Regions from separate parts of the Mus musculus genome. Here regions 2 and 3 are each linked to region 1. Evidence: chromatin loops called from intact Hi-C (ENCODE). Cell type or tissue: left cerebral cortex. All regions are shown on one strand.

Region 1 (2,500 bases):
TGTTGACGCAGAGTTCCTGCTCCGGCAGGTAGGATGGCTCAGTGGGTAAAGACACGGGTGACCAAACCATAGTAGGAGGGAATGAGCTCCTGTGAGCTGTGCTCTGACCTCCAGAGGAGCGAGACAGTGGTGAGGCAGAGGCCCAGACACACACACACACACACACACACACACACAGACTTTGTGACACAGCCGTGTTGTGTCAGGAGTGGCAGCCCCCCTGCTCTCTGCTCAGGAAAGGTTCCAGCAGAGTTCTCTGTCCCTGACCTTGTTAAGGACGCAGGCTTCTCCATAGGTGTGACAGGAGACACAACCCTGGACAAACAAGCTGTATGCCTGTATGCGTAGGGCAAAGGCAGCCAAGTCGCCCAGCTTGGGCTGTGTGGTTATTTGCATGACCAGCCTGGCACTTCCTTGGTGCTGGCTACAGGGACGAGTCAGCTCAGTAAACAGATCCTGTAAGGATTGCGGCAAAGCTTCCATCTGGAATCATTTGTTTGTTCCGATAAAGAACCTCTGGATCTGGATCGAATCGCGTGTCCCGTGTTCTTGTGTCCGGGAGCTCACCAGCCCTCCCCTCCCCTCTCCTCTCCCCGCTCCTCCGCCCCACTCCCACCCCCACAGCCTCTGACAGGGCATTACGTCTTCTGCTTGCACAGTGGGTGCATGCAGTTGGGAACAAGCTGGGGTTTTGAGGCCGAGAACTTGGGGCTGGGTTTCTCTATCTGAGTTTCTGAGGTCAGGCACTGAAACCTGGGTACTTGTGGCTAGGTGCTTGGACTTGCTGTCTGTATGAGCAGACAGACCTGTTCCTGCCCCTGTCTCTTCCGGGTAGCTTCACATTAATGACGCTGTTTGTCCTGCCTGTCTATCTTAGGAGATGGCAGAGGCTGAAAGGCAAGAGAACGCTCTCCCTGGCCTCTTCGCCTGCCTTCCTGGGACCCTTCCCTCTCCTCACCGGGAGGCCTGGGCGTCCTAGTCTTCCACCCCTCCCCCCAGCCATCTGCTTAAAGGACGTGGCTCCTCAGTTCTTCACAGGAAGCCACAGGCCTCTTCTGCTTCAGCAACCTCCGCTGCTGCTGGCCCAGGCCCCTTTCCAGGTCAGCTTAGTAACGCCCGGTTCTCAGCATTTCCCTGTACCGCCAGCCAAGAAGCCTGGGTGGCGGTGGCGTGTTTCTCTCTTTCTCCTCTAAAACCTTATGGCTCTGTCGGGGGGTGGGGGTGGGAGGTGCATAGGCTGTGAACTTGAAGACAGACCTGATGGCAGAGAGGGTCCTGAATTGTGGAACTAGGGGTTTGGGAAGGAGAGCAGGAGGAAGGTCCTTCAGAGACCCTGGGAATGATCACTCCAGCGTCCAGGCTTCCTGCTGCAGAGCAGAAGCCGAGGTCCATTCATTTCAGTCTCGGAAGACTGTGGTGGAGACTGCCCCAGGGAGGGCTTTTAGTAATTGCGGAGCAGCTCAAGGATAATGAGGGCTGATGAAGTCTAGCCCGGGACTACAGTGCCACCTGGTGGTCATGTTCGTACACTGCACCATGAGATTGTGGCGCCAGCCTTAGGAGGGGCTGACTGTTAAAGGGTACCAGGGCCTGGAAGGAAACTCCCTAGATAAAGGGATTTGATGAAAGGTCAGGACTAAGTCAGCTGACATGGTATGCCTGTAGTCAAGTGCTGGAGGAGCCTGCGGCCGAATTGTTGAGCCGAGGAGTTCAAGGGCAGCCTGGTCAGCACAGCAAGAACTTGACTGCAAGGTGCTGGAGAGACGGCTCAGCAGTTGCTGCTCTTCCAGCAGACAGAGTTCCATTTAGTGACTCACAGTGACCTGCAGCTCCAGCTCCGCCCTCTTCCTGCCTCCCTGGCACACACCCATCTTTAAACCTTCAAGCTAAAAACAAAGACACATCCTCTAACGTCCACACTTGGGAATGACACTCTTGGTCTGGATGAGACTCCTTTAGCACCATTTGACAGACGAGAAACCTGAGGACCAGAGATGACCTTGACATTGTCTTACAGCAAGACAGTCAGAAACCGGGGTCTGAATTTATTTTATTCTATTTTATACTTGGGATGGAGCCCAGAGTCACTGAGGTCTAATTTGGGGCTCGTCTTAAGATGTAGCTCCAGAGTAAAAAGCATTCTCTGTTAGTTTCTAGTCACCCCCTTTGTGACCAAACATGGCACTGCCCAGCACCAACCCCACTTTAGTCACCAAAGTTGGCACTACAAGATGGCTTTTCCCCAAAATAAACTCTGCTCTGAAGCAAGAGGATCTGAGAAGGCCAGGGGTTACAGAGCGTGTGCGTTTGCTCAGCAGACACTTTAGAAGAGGAAGCCCAGGGGGCTGGAGAGATGACTTCTTGGTTACAAGAGCTCCCTGGTCTTCCAGGGGACCCGTTAAGTTCCTAGACCTCACATCAGGGAGTTAACAACTGTCTGGAACTATAACTTTTCTAAACCGCACACATGCACACACTTAAAAACAAAATCTCATAACTG
Region 2 (2,500 bases), 260 kb before region 1:
GCAGCCTGCTGGCCATTACCGTTGACCGCTACCTTTCCCTGTACAATGCTCTCACTTACTACTCAGAGACAACGGTAACTCGGACTTATGTGATGCTGGCCTTGGTGTGGGTGGGTGCCCTGGGCCTGGGGCTGGTTCCCGTGCTGGCCTGGAACTGCCGGGATGGCCTGACCACGTGTGGTGTGGTCTATCCACTCTCCAAGAACCATCTGGTGGTTCTGGCCATCGCCTTCTTCATGGTGTTTGGCATCATGTTGCAGCTCTATGCCCAGATCTGCCGCATCGTCTGCCGCCATGCCCAGCAGATCGCCCTCCAACGACACCTGCTGCCTGCCTCTCACTACGTGGCCACCCGCAAGGGCATCGCCACATTGGCTGTGGTGCTTGGCGCCTTTGCTGCCTGTTGGTTGCCCTTCACTGTCTACTGCCTCCTGGGAGATGCCGACTCTCCCCGTCTCTACACCTATCTTACCCTGCTCCCAGCCACCTACAACTCCATGATCAACCCTGTCATCTACGCCTTTCGCAACCAAGATGTGCAGAAGGTGCTGTGGGCCATCTGCTGCTGCTGTTCCACTTCCAAGATTCCATTCCGGTCCCGGTCCCCTAGTGATGTCTAGTTTCATCCTGGTGAACCTGTGGCTTTGACTACTATAGAACTCCAGAGTGTTAGGTCCACCAGGGCTTAATTCCAATCCCCAGCTCCACGCCCTTAAGACCCAGCTGGTTCTGGAGTTCTAGGACGTTGGGTGTTTTAGGATCTTATTCAAGATTCCTGCGGGGGGCCCACCCCAGCTGACCGCGTGGCTCTAGAATGTTCCAGATGGTCAGGGTCCCACTCGGAAATGTCTCACAGCCCAAGTGGTTTGCAGTTCCAGAAGGCTGGGAATTTTACAGTACCATTCCAAGTCCTTGATCTTCCTTCCCAGAAACTTGACCTTGATCATGTCGCTTTTGAATTTCGAAGCTCCAGAGTCAGAGGTTAATCACTTAGTTGCCTAGATGAGAGAAAGATTTATCTCTATATATGTGGACATACAGAGAAGGTTTATTTATTTATTTATTATTTATTTATTTATAAATTTGCTTATGGGTGGTAAGGGGGAAAAAAGAGACCTACACCTAGAAATCTAGCTCATATCAGGGTATCCTCAGCCTCCATGACCCCATTTCTGACCTCAGTTTCCGAAGGGGGCGGGATGGAAAAAGAGAAACCACGTATTTTGTTATTTTTGCTTATTTTTTATCAGAGAAATCATAGAAACCAGAGCCTCCTCCCCAGGCCCGCACTGCTCGGGTTTGCAGGGAGAACACACCAGCCTCTGGTTTTTTATTTTTTTAAGAAGCCATCACCTGAGCAACCGAGAATTCCTCTGCGCTGAGGCCCGGCTTCCCTCTGGTGGCCATTTGGGGGAATTGCAAACCGACAAGGCAGTCGGGATTGTAAAATGCACCCCCATCTCTCACTCCAGCCTGGCTTTCAGCGCCACAGCCATGGCCTGGGGGCCAGGCCTTACCCTGAGGTGCCCGAGAGGAGGCGGGACAAGAGCCAGTACCCCCACCCCTCTGCCAATCGGGTTATGGCCCCCAGTGCATTCCTGTTCAGTCCCCAACCCTACTCAATAAAAAAAAAATGGTTTTTTTGGATAAATGCTTGTGTCTGTGCATTTGCATAGTGTGGAGTTGAGCCAGAATAGTGGGACCCATAATGCATCTGGGAAATTAGTATCCCTTGGACCAAATCCTGGACATCAACTTGCAAGAACCTCCCTATCCAGGGACGAGAACCAGGATACTCCTCTTAGTTTGAAGGTCCCCACAGCTTGTCCACAGTAGCCAGATCAGGGCTTAGGCATGCAGAACATGTTTGTACCATGCAAGTTCCCTTCACAGCAATAGCTGCCTTCCACTGTGTTTCCTCTGGGCTACATTGTGCTAAGGGTACATGCCTAGCTAGGATGGATGGCACAGGCTATCTGGTCTCCACCTTAAATGTATGAGAAAACTGCTGAGGTCATACAGCTAGAAATACAAGATAGTATTCAAACCTGGAACATCTGTTTCCAAAACCTGTCCTCAGTCTCCTGGACAATGACTTTTCCTGTTTGTTTGTTTGTTTCCTACCCTGGAGCTCAACCTTCTGGACCTTGCCTTATGTCCTTGGGATCAGTGGCCCACATTTGGGAGGTGGTCGCATTGGAGAGCTGGTGTTCGCAACTGGACACTGGAACTGCAGGGGCTTAGGAAGGGAGGAAGCTCATCGCAAGAGCAGAGGCAGCGTCAAGGGAAGCTCTGAGCTGGGGCCGTACACGCCTGCATTCTCTGTGTTGGAGAGGCAGAAGCCAGAGGAACATGAGGTACCAGGCCACCCTCAGCTACACATTAAGTTCAATTCCAGCCTAAGGCACTTAAACCCTAGCAACACCGTAGCAAGGGTGGAGAAACAAGAGTTAAGAGCTGCTTCTACAGAGGACCTGGGTTCAATTCCCACTACCCACAT
Region 3 (2,500 bases), 59 kb before region 1:
TTAAAGATTTATTTATCTATTATATGTAAGTACACTGTAGCTGTCTTCAGACACTCCAGAAGAAGGAGTCAGATCTTTTTACAGATGGTTGTGAGCCACCATGTGGTTGCTGGGATTTGAACTCTGGACCTTCAGAAGAGCAGTCGGGTGCTCTTACCCACTGAGCCATCTCACCAGCCCTGCTGTTCTTACATAATGAAGAGCAGCCAGTGCTCTTAACTGCTAAGCCATCTCTCCAGTCCTAGTCGCTTGTCTTTGTCTCTTGTTTCATTGGTGTTTTTAGACAGTTTTACTATGTAGTTTATGTAGTCCTGGATTGGCCCGGAACGAAAAAAGAGCAGCCTGCCTCTGTCTCTCAGAGCGCTGGAACTAAAGCTGCCTATCTGACTGTGTTTATTTTCTTGTTTCCTCTGAAAAGGACTTGCCCAGGGCTATTGTAGTAGTTCATGCCTTTAGTCCCAGAACATGGGAGGCAAAGGCAGGCAGATGTCTGTGAGCTTGAGGCCAACCTGGTCTACAGAGTAAATTCCTAGACAGCCAGACCGATATTGTGAAATCCTGTCATGTAAAAAAGAAAAAGAGGCTGGGCAGTGGTGGCGCACGCCTTTAATCACAGCACTTGGGAGGCAGAGGCAGGCAGATTTCTGAGTTCGAGGCCAGCCTGGTCTACAGAGTGAGTTCCAGGATAGCCATAGCTACACACAGAGAAACCCTGTCTTGAAAAACCAAAACCAAAAAAAAGATAAAAGGAAGGAAAAAAAAAAGGAAGAAAGAAAGAAACAAAAAAAGAAAAAAAAATTCCCGCCCAATTGATTTTGGATCCTCCTCTGATCTCCAACACATCCAAAACTGTCATCTTCTCCATCTTTCCTCTGAACTTGGTCACCATTAAACTTTGTGTATCTTGAAATGGGAATTGGAACCTGACACCCCACCATCCCACCCAGCAAAAAGTTTCCTTCATTTCTGGATGTAGTTCCTAGAGTGTCCACTAGGTGGAGGGCAAGCATCACTGCAAGGCCATCCAGGCCAAGTGCCTGATTAGGAATGGTTAAGGGGAGAAAGGCTTCCTAACTGTACCAGGAAAACACGTATAGGAGTGGACAGAGGATTCCTCCAGCTCAGTTTTGGAGCAGAGGGACTCAGAAAGGTCTCCTATGGTGTGTCGTGGATGCCCAGGCGATTTCTAGCTTTCTTTTTTCTTTTCTTTTCTTTTTTAATTTTGGTTTTTTCAAGTCAGGGTTTCACTGTGTAGCCCTGGATGTCCTGGAACTCACTCTGCAGACCAGACTGGCTTCGAACTCAGAAATCCGCCTGCCTCTGCCTCCAGAGTGCTGGAATTAAAGGTGTGTGCCACCACTGCCTGGCTTTCTTTCTTTCTTTTTTTTTTTAAAGATTTGTTTTATTTATGAGTACACTGTAGCTGTCTTAAGACACACCAGAAGAGGGCATCCAATCACATTACAGATGGTTGTGAGCCACGATGTGGTTGCAGGGAATTGAACTCAGGACCTCTGGAAGAGTAGTCGGTAGCTGGGTGTGGTGGCACACGCCTTTAATCCTTATTCTGCCCTGGTTCATCTAAGCTCGCTGCCATCCCATATGTAGTTCTTTGCATTTGCCTGAGTCTCCCTCGGCTATACCTCAGGGCCTTTGCACGTGCTACTCTTTCAACCGGGATGACCTCATTCTCCTGTTTCCTCAGAGCCAATTCATTCCACATACTCTAAGAAATCTCCATGGGCGCCTACACTGGCCTCGCTGCTGTGTGTTGTAATGGTTTACTGTCATGTTTTCTGGACAAGACCAGCCTAGTGGAGACAACACTAAATGCATACAGAAACAGGAGGACTTTGAGTTCAAGGCCAGCATGGACTACATAGACCAGGTCCATCTCAAAACAACAACGACAGCAACAACAACAAAGAAAGAACAACGCCCATTAAAAACTACAAGCAGAGCAACACAAAAACAGGTGTATATGAAATTAACAAATGACTAAGTTGGTGGGTTATTTAATTTTTACTTATGTGTGTGTGTGTATGTATGTATGCATGCATGCATGCATGCATGAGTTAATATGCACATGTTAGTGTCCTCAGAGGCCAGGGAACATTGAACCCCATGAAATAGTTTCAAGTAGCTGTGAGCTTCCAGATGTGGGTGCTCTGAATTGAACCCAGGTCCTCTACAAGAGTGGTAAGGACCCTTAAACATTGAGCCACCTCTCTAGTCCCAATTGAGTGCAATCAGCAAGTACGGAGACACCTGTATCCACAGCCTCGCTGCATCAGTATTAGATTTTGTCCTACAGCTCTATCATGTGTGCCAGTGGAACACACGAGTGAGTCCTAGAGTTCAAACCCAGACTCTATCATCTCACGGAATGACCTTGGGTGAGGGTCAGAACCTTCATTTTCTTCTCTGTAAATGGCTATAATCTCCCATTGCTGCAGAGCCTAGTGGTGAAGATCAAATTAGACCACGCAAGCGAAACATC

Evidence for each region. A loop is a pair of places that touch in the nucleus more often than their neighbours do. Peaks named below come from ENCODE experiments on the same cell type or tissue, not always from the same donor. Only the 100,000 strongest peaks of a DNase experiment are listed, where the experiment ranks them.
Region 2: a loop joins it to region 1, with 2.9 times the contacts of the local background. A loop is called at or near these places in 15 of 42 quality-filtered maps.
Region 3: it touches region 1 in a loop (10-fold over the local background); 38 of 42 quality-filtered maps call a loop at or near these places.

Annotation. Positions count from the first base shown.
Region 1 is chr4:132,944,713-132,947,212 of GRCm38, reverse strand. No RefSeq gene overlaps it. Among named protein-coding and RNA genes, the nearest start is that of Gm36518, 15 kb to the left of the region's middle. In left cerebral cortex, a CTCF peak has its summit at 1,511 (motif pointing left); DNase peaks (open chromatin) are centred at 668, 953, 1,500 and 2,277; H3K4me3 peaks cover 383 bases; H3K27ac peaks cover 1,118 bases.
Region 2 is chr4:133,208,487-133,210,986 of GRCm38, reverse strand. It overlaps Gpr3 (G-protein coupled receptor 3), which reads left to right. Exons shown (of 2, transcript NM_008154.3): 2 at 1-1,647. The coding sequence ends at 620. Among named protein-coding and RNA genes, the nearest start is that of Gpr3, 2.8 kb to the left of the region's middle. In left cerebral cortex, a CTCF peak has its summit at 1,391 (motif pointing left); DNase peaks (open chromatin) are centred at 580 and 1,381.
Region 3 is chr4:133,003,955-133,006,454 of GRCm38, reverse strand. It overlaps Gm36599 (a long non-coding RNA gene), which reads left to right. Exons shown (of 3, transcript XR_390813.3): 2 at 1,706-1,975. Among named protein-coding and RNA genes, the nearest start is that of Gm36599, 2.9 kb to the left of the region's middle. In left cerebral cortex, a CTCF peak has its summit at 989 (motif pointing right); a DNase peak (open chromatin) is centred at 1,001.